2 separate regions of the Homo sapiens genome follow, and region 1 is linked to region 2. A link is a loop called in an ENCODE intact Hi-C map of the cell type or tissue named here. Cell type or tissue: Calu3. All regions are shown on one strand. Links, peaks and the distances in the headings refer to the core of each region. The heading gives the core; the rest is flanking DNA.

What was found. Hi-C counts contacts between places; a loop is a spot of excess contacts. Peaks named below come from ENCODE experiments on the same cell type or tissue, not always from the same donor. Only the 100,000 strongest peaks of a DNase experiment are listed, where the experiment ranks them.
Region 1: a loop joins it to region 2, with 2.6 times the contacts of the local background. A loop is called at or near these places in 2 of 110 quality-filtered maps.

What each region holds. Positions count from the first base shown.
Region 1 is chr3:192,883,029-192,891,374 of GRCh38, reverse strand. All of the region lies in intron 1 of MB21D2 (Mab-21 domain containing 2), which reads left to right. Among named protein-coding and RNA genes, the nearest start is that of MB21D2, 31 kb to the left of the region's middle. In Calu3, for the core only: no CTCF peak of the experiment used is centred there; DNase peaks (open chromatin) are centred at 2,374, 3,464, 4,124, 5,154 and 2 weaker places.
Region 2 is chr3:193,036,283-193,044,628 of GRCh38, reverse strand. No RefSeq gene overlaps it. Among named protein-coding and RNA genes, the nearest start is that of MB21D2, 120 kb to the right of the region's middle. In Calu3, for the core only: a CTCF peak has its summit at 3,357 (motif pointing right); a DNase peak (open chromatin) is centred at 3,318.

The sequences.
Region 1 (8,346 bases), core at 200-8,199, 150 kb after region 2:
AATTATTTTCCTGCTCTTGTTCTATTACATTAATTATTCTAATCCAGATGTTATGAATCGGCTGCCTGCAGTCTGAATTTGGCTTGCAGCCTTGTCCTGTTTCGGCCTTCAATGTATTACAAATGCATGGTTGAATTAGATGGCAATGTCTAAAAATTCAGGTGACCATATGTAAATCTGTATTTATGTTTTCTCATGAAAAATTGCATAATACACCTACCTGTTTGAGATAAAATGACTCACCCAATTAATGTGACCAGAAAACTTCTATAAGAACTTTGTACAAGTCAGAAGATGATGTGTGTTTTGTAGTTTAAATAAGTCTCCCCCTGCGTGGTATTCCTTTTCTTTGAGATAAGCCGCTAAGAAATAGTGAACATGACCTCTAAAAATACAACTCTAGACTGGGGTAGGAGATGTTGCTATCATTTCTTCCCCCACGCAGGATAAACTGAGTTTTTATGAGTAATATTTAAAATCACCATTCTTTCTTCCTCTCCCCATGTCTCTGCGTGGACCTAGTATTTAGGGACTCCTGAGAAGCACGTACATCTTATATCAATAACCGCCTGCCATGGAGGATGTGAGGAGGATCGTTATGACGTAATGCCATATCCTCAGAGCATGTATCATTTTTGCCGAAATTTGTTTGTTTCAAAGGTTTTTAACCAGATAGCACAATCACTTGGCTTCATGGCTTTCAAAATTGATGAGTTTGTACCTGCACAGTCGGGAATGGCAGGGTATGCCAACTGTGAACTTTATAGGTAGGATTTTTTTTTTTTTTTCTGTAATCATTGCTTACAGAACAGATTGCATCAGACTTTTTCTATACCTAGAAAATTATCATGTGGGAAGTTCAGGTTTCGCTTTTGTCCTGATGCCCCATCAGACCTTACAAGCTAAGCCTGCCCCATTCTAAAACCCAGGCTTTCTTTAAAGGACAAGTACAAGCTCTTTGTTTATTTGGTGTCTTGAGTTTCCAAGATATGCTCAAATTATGATTTCCCTAAGTATATTGCCTTGAAAATACCAGGAAAAAAACCTTCTTAGTCTTTTTATTTATGTTGGGAATTTCTCCTGGCATCTGTGATCAGTGCAAATAGATCATCTACACAATGATGAGAATTTCTGTTTGCATATTACCATTAGCTAGTTTTATATACTAAAAATGGACCTACATACCTGTTCTGTGAGGGAAGCAGGGACATGCTCCACTATTTATTGCAAGGAGATATTTTTCCAGAAACACCAGAAGGATGTCAAGAAAAGGTTGCTCTTGGTTCTTGTTTCTGTTATTCTGGGAATAAATAAAGGTAAAAAGAATTGTTTTTTCTGCCTAGCTGTAGTTTCAGAAATGGCATTAGACATGTGTTATTTCTGGAAATCTGTCCTTCACAGTGAAGTCATTTCTGGTGTCTACCGTTGGATTTTTTTTTTCCTAACTGACTAAGCAACACTTTTATTATTTTATTTTGTTAAACGAAGTGTTGACTCTGGATGTGGGTGTTCAGGACCTTAATTCTTTTCTGTTGGAGGTCATTGGACTGAGTTCAGTCCCAGCAGTGATAAGAGTTATAATGTTTTCTTGTTATGTTGCACGCTTTAGAAATAGTTCACAAAACACTTTTCACATCTTTATACTCTGCATACATGGATTTTTCTTGTTTGTTAGGTATTTTGGCTTGGGCTTGAGAGTCACCCTGGAACAAGCCTCTGGAAACTGTATTTACACATTTAAAAACAAAAAAAATCTTCCTGTGATAAACTCTAGGGCCAGCAGAGGTAGGTAGGACCTGGCCTGGGCAAGTGTCTTGTAATTTCCCTAGAGGCTGCAGCCTCAGGGAAATGCTGCTGGAGCTAGGTACAATAAGACTTTTTAAAAAGAATAACACTATCAAGTAAAAATTAAGTATTAATTGCAAAGTTAGAGCTTCAGAGCAAATCAACTTCCTGTAATAAGCAGCCCATTGAATTCTTTTCTGCCAAGAGCTCCTGCTCTCTGGGTCTGTGCATTCCAGCCATTCCAAGCTACTCACCAGTCTGTTCTCACATGCTTCAGTGTCTTAGTTCATTTTTTCCCTTTTTTATGTGTTATAAGTACTCTTTGAAGGTCCAGCCCCAAAACCATCTTAATAGAGAAACCATCTTAATAGAGAACTCCTTAACCCTTTTGTCAGAAGGGTTTCTCTGCCTGCCTGAACTAACTGTATATTTGTGTGTGTATCTGTTTGTTGAATACATCATAAATAGATTTTAATTCTTCTGCCTGGTGACATTTCCACTGGATTGCGTGCTTGCTGAAGGCAGGGACTTGGGTGGGTTCTTTCCATGCTCCTCCCAGTGGCTGGCTCCCTGTCATGCATATGTGAACCATAAGGGGCATGATTTGAGCTGGTAGAGATGATAGAGTCCCTTAGACTCTACCAGAGTCCAGATCGCACCACTGCACTCCAGCCTGGGTGACAGAGCTGGACTCTAGATAGCTTGGTCTGGAGTTCACAGGTCAAAGAGGGTAGCACCTTCTCCTTTACATCATTCTGCTGAAAGAAGCTAAGAATTAACATTTTAGGAAAAATACTTGCAAAGAGGGGAGGGATTTAGTGAGTAAAGACTCAATAAATAAAATACCTTAGTGACAGAATGTTTTAGGTGAAATAAGTCATATAAACTGCTTCGTGCTCACCTCGAAAGCACAATAAATGGGAGCTGTATGATCATATGGTAAGAGCTTAAGAATTGTCAGTGATAATCCCTGTCCTGTAGGCATTCATAGTCTACCAGATAATAGAGCATTTCTCTGAGGACGGAAGACTTTGGTTAAGTCAACCTGACAACCATAAAACATTAGAGGAAATAACTGTATTTTGTGGATAAGATTTTCTATGGGTAGAAATTCTTCTTTTGATTCTTCAGAGATGTTGATGGTTGCTTAGGAGCGCGCGTGCTTTAATGAATGTTATTTCTTTAATGGAATTTACTAGAGCTTCCAAGATATACTGCGTTTAACCTTCTTATAGTTTGTTAATGATTCCCAGCTCTTGCCTGGGCCTCTGCACTTTGGCTTCTGGATGTGTTTCTTTGGCTTAGTCATTACTTAATAGATTGAGGAGGAGAATCTTTCAGGGCATTAGATTTTCATGGCTATTTAAGGAGTTCAGATTTAAGTGTAAGGCTGGAATAAAGCTGATTGCTAGGAGGTTTTTGTATGATGCTCTCCATTTTAGAGGTTCTCACTAAGTGGATAGTGATGCCTGGTGCTGGGGTGCAAAGGAGCCGGGAGACTTTTTCCCAGAACGGAGGAGCAGTGTTGGTGCCCTTCTAGTCCCCAGATATGCAATTTAAATAAAGCCTTGCTAGATTCTCCCCTTGCAAATGCTTGCAGCCTACGCGTCCCCTGTTGCCTTGTTCCTCAGTATGGGACCCGTGAACCAGCACCAGCACCTGGGAGCTTGTTTGAAGTGCAGCATTTCAGGCCCCACCCAAGCCTTACTGAAGAGAAACTGCATCTCCACAAGGTCCCAGGGTGACTCAGATGCACATTCAAGTTTGAGAAGCAGTGTCCCTTCTAGAACTGCAAAAGGTAAAGCAGATCTTAGGGCTGCTAGCGTTCAAAAAATAGGATGCTTTTTATTTTTACGTAAGAGCAAAGCAACCTGTTAGTAAAGGGAAAAAATATTTTTTGTTGGGCTAAGCCATTATTTAAAACTTTATTTTGGAACTTCAAACATATAAAAATAGAGACTGGTATAATGAACCCCCATATACCTTTGTTTTTTCTGTAACCTCTACCCCACCGTGGATTATTTTAGATCAAACCTAGACGTATAATTTATCCCTAAATATATCTTTTTCCTTTTTTTGAATATTGTGGTAAAATACACATAGCATAAAATTACGATCTTCACAGTTTCTAAGTGTACAGTTTAGTAGTGTTAAGTACGTTCACATTTTTGTGCAATCAATTTCAAGAACTCTTTTCATCTTGTAAAACTGAAACTGTATAAATATTAAGCAACGTCTTTTTTCCTTTTGAACATACCATTTTCACTCTTCAAGAAAAGTTAACAATAGTTGGGTGTGGTGGCGTGTTCCTGCAGTCCTGGAGGCTGAGGTAAGAGGGTTGCTTGAATCCAGCAGTTTGAGGCTGCAGTGAGCTACGATGACATCACTGCACTTCACCCTGGGAAACAGAACGAGACTTTGTCTCTTAAAAAGTAAAGTTCATTGATATCGTCAAATGTCTGGTTAGTGTTCACATTTCCCAGAGTGGACAAAGAAACCGAAGAATTTGGTTCAGCGTCTTCTCGAAATGAATTGGTAGCCCTGTTTGTATAGTGAAGAATCTAGGGACAGTGGCGAAAGTGGGGATTTTTTTTTTTTCCTTTCCTTAACTTACAGCTTGACAGGATTTTAAATGAAGACTTTGTAATTTCCAGTCTTCTAATTTCAGAAAACAGAGTTTTACAGTAGAAGAACATGGACTTATGGATGAGAATGGAATCTGAATTAGTCATTGCTTCTTAGAATCAGGCAAGATATTTACTCTTTCGTTATTTTAGGTAAAAAGGTACTGTGAAAATTGAATTAAATTGGAATTAATGAACTAGAGTTATATTTCCAGCAAAGGTAAAATTCAAAAACGTAAGGGTTAGAAAAGCAAGTTGTAGAATGACTAGTACATGACACCATTTATTGAATGTTAAACAATAGTATAAATTGCTTATGAATCACACATATGGTAGAAGTATGAAATGTGCTTTAGAGTGACACACTCGTATTTCAGGATAGTAGTCATCTCTCTAAATGACAGCAGAGTGGAATGGAATAACTGTATCTGTAGCTTTCTTTTTTAAATTATTATTCAAAAGCCCGAAGGAAATGTAGCAAAGTGTCAAGATTTGCTAAAGGTGGCTGATGGATAAATGAGTACTCGTGGTATTAATTCTGTTGTGTGTTTGGAAATACTACAAGGGAAATACCTTAAGAAAACTAGTCAACGTACGTGAAAATATTTTGTAAACTCAAGTACTCAAGAATGTTAGCAAGTATGATTTTTATTTATACTCCCATCTCATCACAAAACAATGGAGACTTTGTCAAAAATTATAAAAATAGACCAGGTGCGGTGACTCACGCCTGTAATCCCAGCACTTTGGGAGGCCAAGGCGAGTGGATCACGAGGTCAGGAGTTCAAGACCAGCCTGACCGAGATGGTGAAACCCTGTCTCTACTAAAAATACAAAAATTAGCCGGGCATGGAGGTGGGCGCCTGTAATCCCAGCTACTTGGGAGGCTGAGGCAGAGAATTGCTTGAACCCGGGAGGCGGAGGTTGCAGTCAGCCGAGATCGCGCCACTGTACTGCAGCCTGGGCGACAGAGTGAGACTTCATCTCCAAAGAAAAAAAAATTATAAAAATAATTGAACTAGTGGGGTTTAAAGACGTAAGGAAAATAATTAAAAAGAGCCATTTGTGATGTGTGTGGGATTGTCCAAAATTTGAATACGCTTTCTGTTCATCACTTTAGACTCAGGTGAAGTTCCAAAGAGTTAATAATGGTGGGCCATGGTCATTTTTGTTTTTATTGGAATTTATAGTTCTCCTGCTTCCAAGGAAGATTTGAGGTGGCAGAGTCCCAGCTTGCTGTGGCCTTGTGGCCCTGAAAGTATCTTCTACTCAGAGAGCCTGCACATTGCCCTGTCATTTGTGCCTGTCCCTCTCTAGGCAGCACTACTTCAGAGCCATCTGAGACGAATGGTGGTTTTAAAGATGATTGAGAAGGAGCTTCTTGGAGCTTCTTAGAGGACTGTTGTGTGTTTAATTACCTTTTCCCGTAGGCTGTAGGAAAACTCCCCACTTCGGAGTTTTCCTGCTGTGCATGTGGAGGCAACTGATCAGTTCTCATTATAATAATCCTTGCCTAGAGGGTGTGATAAAGGTCACAAATTTGATATTTATTCATGAGTAGAGGACTGAAACCCATCACTGTAGATGTACTTTCTGGCAATGGAGAAGATTTGGGATTTTAAATCAAAGAGCATGTCGTGGGAGTGGAGAGCAGAAATATTGTTAATTAAGCCACGTTGACAGAAATGATAGAATTTATCTTGCCAAGAGTTTAAATAATGTGCAATTTATGCAGGTTGTCTATATCAAGATCTCTTAGTTGTGGATGTTTTATTGTTAGTAATTAAATTGGGCTTACAATGTAGTCACATCCGGTATCTGAAGATAGCTTGAAGTCTGTCTTTAGTCTAACCCTTGCTATTATGATTTCATTTCCCTCACAGAACCAATTTTTGTCCTCTTAGTCATATTTATTGCTCTTACCTCAATTCTCAAATATCTCTAATCTTCCAGAAACATATATAATTATCTTTTAAGGGTCTGAATTGTGCCAGATGTAGCAGAAGAATTGCTTCCTGGCTCTTGCATGACACTAAATCTTTTTGTATCAGATTTTACCTCTGTAGAATAGGAATGACACTCTGTCCTTTCCTGAGTGATTCATGGATTTGTCCACGTATTCAGATATTTATTGGGCTCCTCTTATGTGTAGGGTGCTGTGGTGGGTGTCATGAGGAAGGCAGGCGTGGAAAGGGGACAGTTGTACACATGTGTGCATGTGAATAGAGAAAAAGAGGCTCCATTCAGCCTCAGATTTTCTGTTTGACTTTGATCAGGATGGAACAAGACATGCACCTCTGGCCGGGTGCGATGGCTCACGCCTGTAATGCCAGCACTTTGGGAGGCCAAGGCGGGCAGATCACGAGGTCAGGAGATCAAGACCATCCTGGCTAACACGGTGAAACCCCGTCTCTACTAAAAAATACAAAAAATTAGCCGGGCGTGGTGGCGGGCGCCTGTAGTCCCAGCTACTCGGGAGGCTGAGGCAGGAGAATGGAGTGAACCCGGGAGGCGGAGCTTGCAGTGAGCCTAGATCGCGCCACTGCACTCCAGCCTGGGTGACAGAGCAAGACTCCGTCTCAACAACAACAACAAAAAAGACATGCACCTCCACCTACCTGAGTCTCCAACACTATTGAAGTTCACTTCAATTTCAGTTGCCATATAGTTAAAAGGGAGAGAGGATTAGTGCAGAATTAAAGAATGATTTACAATGTTTGAATGGTGGAGAAGTTAAGGAATGATAGGTTTAGAATGTAAACAATAGTAATGAAGGAAATGCAGGAAAATGCAGTTTTACATCACCACGTCAACACTGGACCCTAACTTTGAAAGGTAGGGGAATGTCCCATCTGATATACGCCCATGCCAAGGGCTTCGGACATGGCTTTTCATGTGTGTGAATCTAACTGGTTTTGACTCATGTTCACCTACTTTGCTGTGACAAGGAGCCTCAGATGCTGAGAGTCAACCATAGAAACAGATCAAGCTTGAGAGGGTTGTGAGATTTGATCTAGATTTGATGGTTGCCTTCAGGCAGCAACACCACTATTAATAGAACTTATTTTTTTATTTTAAATTGACTAAAAGACTCCCCTGTTTCTGGCAGTGAGATGTCTCTAAAGGGGAATCAAGGAAGCCAGAATGAAGGTGATTTAAGCCTCAGATCAGGGAACTATTTAATAGTTATGTATCTTTGGAGCTAGAAACTAGCTTTCAGAGGGAGGTGACTCTCCTAGTATTACAGAGGCATTCCTGGGACTGGAATGCTGATCTTTTGGTCTACTGATCCCACCGAACTCTGTTGTCACAGAGATACAACTACAACTACTGGATCATGTTTCCAGATACCTTCTAATGGATCGTTTCCTTTTCCCCATTCTTTCAGATAATTGTCAAGGATTTATATTCCTGGCAATAAACAGAAAACCTAGTTATAAACTAAGCTAAAAGCCATGTTTAAAATTCCCTACGCTTCAGCCACTGTCAATAGCTGTCTTCCACACTACCATTTTTAACCTAAAATATAAATGTTTATGTATATGTTTTACTCTCATGCTATGCTACAAACTAGATCTTCTTTTCTTATGTTTTTCTTGTCAATAGATAATTTTTAAAAAGTTTTAAACATGACTCATACAAATATAAAATGAGTACATGGCAAAGATGTATTTAACTCGTTAATGAGGGAACCAGTAGGAAGCTAAAGTGGTTCAAAGAGCATTTGAGGAGCTGTGTAGTTAATAGGCCCTGAAGAATACCGGCACAAGATTGCTAGGTTAGATATGAAACTGGTCAGGCTGGGCACGGTGGCTTACACCTGTCGTCCCAGCACTTTGGGAGGCCGAGACGGGTGGATTACCTGAGATCAGGAGTTTGAGACCAGCCTGGCCTACATGGTGAAACCCCATCTCTACTAAAAATACAAAAATTAGCC
Region 2 (8,346 bases), core at 23-8,022:
TACAGACAGCGTTTTGCCATGTTACCCAGGTTGGTCTCAAACTTCTGCACTCAAGTGATTATCCAACCTTGGCCTCCCAAAGTGCTGGGATTACAGGTGTGAGCTACCACACCCAGGCTGAAGGAAGGTATTTTAAAGAATTGTGGTATAATGGAGAGATTGGATTAATACTCAGAAGACCTATTCTGATTATTAGGCTACTTGGCCACATGACTTAACTCTTCTGAGCCTCAATTTTGTTATGTATGAATTCAAAAACATTGTTCCCATTCTTGCCTCATAGCATTGTTACAGAGATCAAATATGTTAATATATTTGAAAAAACTTTAAGCTTTTTAAAAAGTATTTTGTGCTACTTATAATCTATTCTTTTCTAACTAAAGGAGTAATGGTAGTTTATTATGGAAAATTGGAAAATGCAATACAGTAGAAAGTAAATTAATGTGACTCATAATCTCACAATTTAGAAATATCAACTGTTAAAATTTTGACATGTAAACTTCCACACTATTTGTCTTCTGTATACATGTGTATGTGTTTGAAAAATCAAAGTCACATTATAAACATGGCTTATGACATACATTTTTTCACTTAAGTGTCTTGAGTGTTATAGACTGAATTGTGTTTCCTCCAAATTCCTATGCGGAAGTCCTCACTCCTAATATGACTGCATTTGGAGAAAGGGCCTTTAAAGAGGTAATTGCAGTTCAATGAGGTGGTAAGGGTGAAGCCCTGTTCCAACATGACTGGTGTCCTTATAAGAAAAGGGAGAGAAAGGGCGCAGTGGCTCACGCCTGTAATCCCAGCACTTTAGGAGGCTGAGGTGTGTAGATCACGAGGTCAGGAGTTCGAGACCAGCCTGATCAACATGGTGAAACCACGTCTCTACTAAAAATACAAAAATTAGCTGGGCATGGTGGTGCGCACCTGTAGTCCCAGCTACTCAGGAGGCTGAGGCAGGAGAATCGTTTGAACCCAGGAGACAGAGGATGCAGTGAGCCGAGATCATGCCACTGCACTCCAACCTGGGTGACAGAGTGAGACTCCATCTTAAAAAAAAAAAGAAAAAAGAAAAGGGAGAGACACCAAGAATGTACAAACACAGAGAAAGGACCATGTGAAAACACAGCAAGAAGGAGGCCAGCTGCAAGCCAAGGACAGAGGCCTCAGGAGACAGCAACCCTGCTGGCACCCTGATCTTGGACTTTTGTTCTCCAGAACTGTGATAAATCAATTTCTGTTGTTTATGTTACAAGGTCTATGGTATTTTGTTATGGCAGCACCAGGAAAATAATATATTGAGCATTTCCCTGTAAATATTTTTAAATAATTTTATTTTTAATGACTGAAAATTCATCATTTTGATATAATTATGTAGCTAATCCTCTTTTTTGAAATATTTAGGTCATTCCCAATTTTTGCTATCATGAATAATGCTTTTAATATCCTTGTATGTTGGTAAATCATTTTTTAGATGCAAAATGCCCTCCAAAAAGACCATAGTATAAATTAATGGGAATAAATTATGGGAATTCTTCATACTATTTCTGCAACTTTTCTGGGTTAAAAATTACTTCAAAATAAAAATGAGAGAGAAGGCCAGGCGTGGTGCCTCACGCCTGTAATCCCAGCACTTTGGGAGGCCAAAGTGGGTGGGTCACCTGAGGTCAGGAGTTCGAGACCAGTCTGGCCAACATGGTGAAACCCCGTCTCTACTAAAAACACAAAAATTAGCCGGGCATGGTGGCGGGAGCCTGTAATTCCAGCTACCTGGGAGGCTGAGGCAGGAGAATCACTTGAATCCCGGAGGCGGAAGTTGCAGTGAGCTGAGACCATGCCATTGCACTCCAGCCTGGGCAATAAGAGCAAAACTCCATCTAAAAAAAAAAAAAGTGAAGAGAAATCTCATAACAAAGCTAGAATTCCACTAGAATATGTACATGAGTATTATCCTGCAGCCAATATTGTATAGGCACAGGACCAGAAAAGCCTTCTTGGAGATCAATATTCTGATTGCAAATACTGTCAATCCAACAGGGGACTCTAACAGGAATGCTTTCTCTTGGCAGGAATTTGACAATTTGGTGCACAGCTAAGGATGGGGAAGGAAGGAAATTTAGAAACATCTTTCTAAAAATTATTGGTCCTGCACAGAGAAGAATAAATGTGAGAATGGAGGTGGGATTCCTACCTTTGCTAGTCTCTCCTTGATTTTATAAGCAATGACTATCACACAGCTCCCTTATGCTCCTCATTTTAGTAAAATTTACCCTAGCTCTTACAATCAGGTGGTGCTTACAGGCTTTTCTATGACAATTCAATAACAGTCAAATATTTACTGAACACTTATACAGAGTTTTGTTGGGGGTTATAGAAATTAATGAGGATCGTTCTCTACCTTCTAGGTGGACACACTAGTGAGACAGACTCATAGAAAGGAAAACAATAAGCTATCATAAAAACTGAAGGAACTAAGCCTCACTGGTGGCTGGGAAGGCACTGAATATGCATTAAAGAGATCAGGGAAGCATTAATAGAGGAGGTAGTATTGAAGGATGAATAGGATATTGCTAAGCAGAGTCAAATGGAAAAGCTGCTAAAAGTACCTAACATCTGAAAAAGAATGACCAGGGTTCATGCATGAGATAGGGTGCATGGGGCATGCCATGGGATATGAAGCTGGGCATGGGAGCCAGTACTATGGATTTTGAATTATTAAAAGGACACCAATTTGCATTTTAAGATTACTGAGAAAATGTTAAGGGTAAAAGAGTAGAATGTGTATCTTGCCTGGTTCAAGGGTGACAGAGAAGGGTTTGCTCTATCCCCACTCTATCCCCATCTCCTAAAATTCAGTTCACAGGGACACTGTTGCACTCTGCAGAGCCAGAAAGAAAGATGTGTTAGTCACATACTGTAATACAAAGCTGTGATATGATGTGATCAGACAAAAGACTCCACACATTGCTGCTGAGTGCATGGCCGATGTGTTTAGTATTTGTCAATGCATGAAATAATGGTTCACTCTTCATTTGTGTTAAAGCATAATGCAGGTTCACTTGTGTTAAGGTTTAAGTATGCATCTGCCAATCACTGTGTGACCTTCTGGAAGTGACATACTCTCTGAGAACCTCAGTTGCTTTTTCTGTCAAATGTGGGTAATAAAAGCTACCTCATAAGGATTTTGTGAGCATTAAATGAGATCATGCACATGTAAGTGTTTGCTAGCTATAAAGCATGATATAAATGTTATTGTTACTAGGATAATTCGTGTGTGTGTGTGTGTGTGTGTGTGTGTGTAAAAATGACAGGGGGAGAAAATATTCTGTACTATTTTACCAGAAGGTGGCAGCATTTTGTTTGCTAGGCATTTCCTGCCTGTGTTACCTCTAACAGGTATTTTCTGGAGACTTCTTCAGGCAACCAAGGAAATCTCATGGGGAGGTATATGAGTTGAAGACCCTTATTCTTGTTTGTCTTATGTTGTTTTAAACTACAGGGAGATGAATATATAGAAAAGTTACAGGGAACAAAGTCTTCTTAGAAGCTCAATTAGGGGAAAATCATTTGCTCTCCTGCCCCACCACTGCAGCATAAGCCCTTCTCTGAGCCTCCCATTTGCTGGAGCCTTTTAAAATGCCTTTATTGTTGTCTGGTGTTTGAAGCAGAGATGTACATTTTGGATCTGATTAATGTTTTTGTTGGATTGTCTCTGTGTCTCCCACATGTTAATCCACATTACCATATTCAAACATGTGCATTAACTGAACACCTTCTAGCTGCAGAGATTCTGGATAAAATTACAAATCTGGTCATATTTTTCAGGATCTTACAGTAAGTCTTGTTAGGAAGATCAAGTATGAAACAACTTGAAAATGGTTACAAAATAACATATCAACATGAATAAGCAACAATACCATCAACTGAATTGGGGGTCCTGAAAATGCAAAAAAAAAAAAAAAAAGATCAGAGTGAGAGGAGGGTGGTGAGGTTTTCTGGAGGGAATATATTCTACTTATTATTTCACATCAAAATTTGTGATGTTTCATAACCTATTCCACCACACACACACCCAAAACACCCTATACCTCACCATTTTTAAAAGCCTTATTTATTTATATGTATGTTTATTAACATAATGTTTGAGTTTGTTAAAATATATTATTTCCTGTTACTTCTTATGGCAATATGACAATCTTCTGGATATATTGCAAAACTAAAGTTTCAGAGAACAGAGACTACATCTAACTAAATATCTTTGCAGTGTGTCTAGTGAAACTAAATAGGCTTGTGGCAAGTCATTTTAACCACCTTTTAAAAAAAATTGCTTTCCAGTACTCTACTTGGGGAACCAAAGTGTTCCCTAGACTTGGTTTTGCTTTCCGTCTTGACAGTGAGGATAATACAATAATGCTGGTGCTGTGATGAAACGTGTCCGCTATGAAGTACAGTCCAATTGATACTTATTGTTTTATCACATGTTGGGACAATAAAAGAAGATTTTTTAATTTAAGGAATTATTATTTACATGGTGACAAAAGGCTGTGAATCCAAAATCAACAGCATATCAGATCTGGTTTCACTAAGAAAAAGACCAGGACTCCACTTGGGATTCAATCTCTATGATCATCGCCTCCCTGGTAGGAGCTGGGAAAGTATCTAGGTCTACAAAACTTCCCCTGAAGCCCATGCAATTGACAGTTACCACTGCCACCATTTTCATTTCCAAATTTGTTTTAAAATGGATCTGATTTTTGCCCAACATCCACTTAAGTGCCCTGCTATCTCAGAGTAAGGAGCAAAGATTACACAGCTAACCCTTTCTTTTGTCTGTGAGAGCAAACAAATAATTAAACCATATTAAAATAAGGTAGTTCTAGACCTCCTGAGATATTTGGTAATGCATAACATGACTTGCGAAAGTCATTTTTTCCCCTGAATCTCATTTTACCCATCTATTAAAAGTGGGGGGTGAGGAGGGCTCAAGGATGGTGGCACGGATTAGCTCTAAGGGCCCTGCCAACTTTGACCTTCTGTGATTCTAAAAGAAGTCAAGTTTTGATAATTGCCTGGGATTCAGTATCAGGCCCCTGTAAGGAGCATCAAGAGTCTTTTAATGAAACTCATTTTGCTGTATGTATTTATAACAGCACTTGAATCGGGCTGGTTGAGTATTGGTCAATAATGGGGCCTAATATGAAAACGATCACCAGATCAATCCTTTCCCCTTCAGTTAGGAAGCATCATTCACTACCATTCAGGTAGTGAGAACACCATTTCGGAGCTGCCCAGGGTCTCCAACAAATGTGGAAAATGTGAACACTGCCTCTGATGATGAATGCCACAGATCTAAGAACATTTTTATCCATGAATCAGCAAAAAGAGCATTTGCCCTTAAGTAACAGAACTTAAATTTGAGACCTAGCTCTGGACCTAGCCCTCGCTCTAACCTGGTTTGAGTCCTCAAAGCCAAACTTCAGTTTATAATATTTAAAACTTAAGAATAATATCTAACTGCATGGCTGCAGTATTACTCAGCTGACATAATAAATGTAAATTTTTATAAAGATGTATCAATCAACATTAATTGAGAATCCACAACATGAAAGTTACATGGTTTTCAAGGAACTTTCAGGGTTTTTTTTGGGGGGATGAGGAGGGTGGCAGGCATGCAAACAAGTACCATTTTAAAAGATTAAAACTGGTAAGCCAGTAAGAGGAGTACAAAATGGCATGAGCAGAAATTTCATTCATGTAATTCACTACATTAACCAAAAAAAAAATAAGTTAAACTAAGGTAATCTCAACAGGAACCAAAATTAGTGCAGAAAAAAAAATTTTTGATAAAATTGAACAGCTATTCCTGATTGATTAAAAGCCAACAGAAAATTCCCATACTAGAAAGAGGCCCTGTACCAAGAACCTAAAGTAAATTTCATAATAACATTAGAAACATTTCCAGTTAGATACAAAATGAGTTAAAGATGCCCTCTACAATCACCACTCTTATTTGACATCATCCTAGAGATCTTATCCAGTAACAAGACAAAATAAAGGAACAAACAAATCTATTATTATGGCGAAAAAGCTGAGATATTTTTTCAGTTAATATGATCACCTATCTAGAAAATCCACAAGAATCAATTTTTTTAAGTATAAAGATTAGGAGTTCAGCAATGTAGTTAGATTGAAGATCAATAGCTTTCCTACACATTAGCAAAGCCAATTAGAAAATACAAAATAAAAATCACAATCACAACAGCAACCAAAACTGTAAAATTTCTAGAAATGCAAGAACTATATTACTTATGAAAATGCATAAACAAAGACCTGAATAAATGGAAAGACAAGCAGTATTTCAGGAAGGGAAGACTCAGTGTAAATAAGCAGCGCCAGGTGAACAATTAAAACAATAAGGCAATCCTATTACTGGGTATATACCCATAGGATTATAAATCATTCTACTATAAAGACACATGCACACGTATGTTTATTGCGGCACTGTTCTCAATAGCAAAGACTTGGAACCAACTCAAATGCCCATCAATGATATACTGGATAAAGAAAATGTGGCATATATACACCATGGAATACTATGCAGCCATAAAAAAGGATAGATTAATGTATTTTGCAGGGACATGGATGAAGCTGGAAACCATAATTCTCAGCAAACTAACACAAAACAGAAAACCAAACATCGCATGTTCTAACTCATAAGTGGGAGTTGAATAATGAGAACACATGGACACAGGGAGAGGAACATCACACACCAAGGCCTGTTGGGGGGTGAGGGGGCTAGGGGAAGGATAGCATTAGGAGAAATACCTAATGTAGATGATGGTTGATGGGTGCAGCAAACCTCCATGGCACGAGTATACCTATGTAACAAACCTGCACGTTCTGCACATGTACCCCAGAACTTAAAGTATAATAAAAAAATGAAATAAAAAAAACAAGAACAAGGCAGCTTCAGGCATTCTGAGATGCAAAGATTTTCTGGACGTTCTATTAAGTGGGGAAAAAATGTAACAGAATAATATAAAAAGAAATTATTCATTTTTCTAAAAAACAACAAAACCACATACAGTTGATTTTTGAATAATGCAGGAGTTAGGGGCGCTGTCCCCTGCACAGCTGAGAAGCCATGTATAATTTTTGACTCCCTATAAACATAATGACTAATAGTCTACTGGCTAATGGAAGCCTTACTGATAACATAAACAGTTGATTAACACATATCTTGTATGTTATATGAATTATATACTTCATTCTTACAATAAAGTAAGCTAGAGAAAAGAAAATGTTATTAATGAAATTATAAGGAAGGGGAAATAGTTTTATAGTAGGTACTGTATTATAGATACGTATATCTGTTTACAAACCGAATCATCAGTCTGAAATGGTGGGCAACCATAGCCGCAGACCTCAATCTTACCAAGCAATTCGACTTTTTCTTCTAAAGTCTTGACTTTTCTCTGCTCCTTGGAAGCACTACTGACATCACTAGTGGCACTTCATATGGGTCCCTTGGTGTTATTCAACGTTGACTATATCACACGGGAAATACAGGAGAACCACCCCGAAGGATCACTTGTTACTGCAACATGCGATTTGCTGGAGAGAGGAACCACTCGCATGCAGACCCATGTCACTGGGTGTTTTCAGCGGATATTTGCTCTACTCCTCACTACACCGTAACACGAGAGGTCTGCAAAATGATTACAGTAGTGCAGTATGTACTACAGTTAACTTTACGCGGTTATGATTTAATACTGCTTCTTTACTTGTTTACATTTCTCTTGACTGCGGGTGGTGCGATGCATGGTAAGTAAATGTTTATGTGAGTTTTGACAAATTTTAACATTTTATAATAGATTTATACCCATGTCATAGTAGTACATGATAAAATAGACTTATACCTACATATATTTTATGCATTCATAACTTACCTTCATTTATTTATTTATTTATTTATTTATTTATTTATTTCGAGACGGAGTTTCGCTCTTGTCGCCCAGGCTGGAGTGCAGTGGCGCGATCTCGGCTCACTGCAACCTCTGCCTTCCGGGTTCAAGCGATTCTCCTGCCTCAGCCTCCCGAGTAGCTGGGATTACAGGCGTGCGCCACCACGCCTGGCTAATTTTGTATTTTTAGTAGAGACGGGGTTTCTCCATGTTGGTCAGGCTGGTCTCGAACTCCCGACATGCCTTTTTCTTAATGTTTCAATATTTCTAGGCTAAAAGATTCATCTGTGAGTTTTTCAAATTGTCCAAAGTCTCCAAAAAAGTGTACTGTATGTTTATTGAAAACCTTCTGGCCCGGCGCGGTGGCTCACGCCTGTAATCC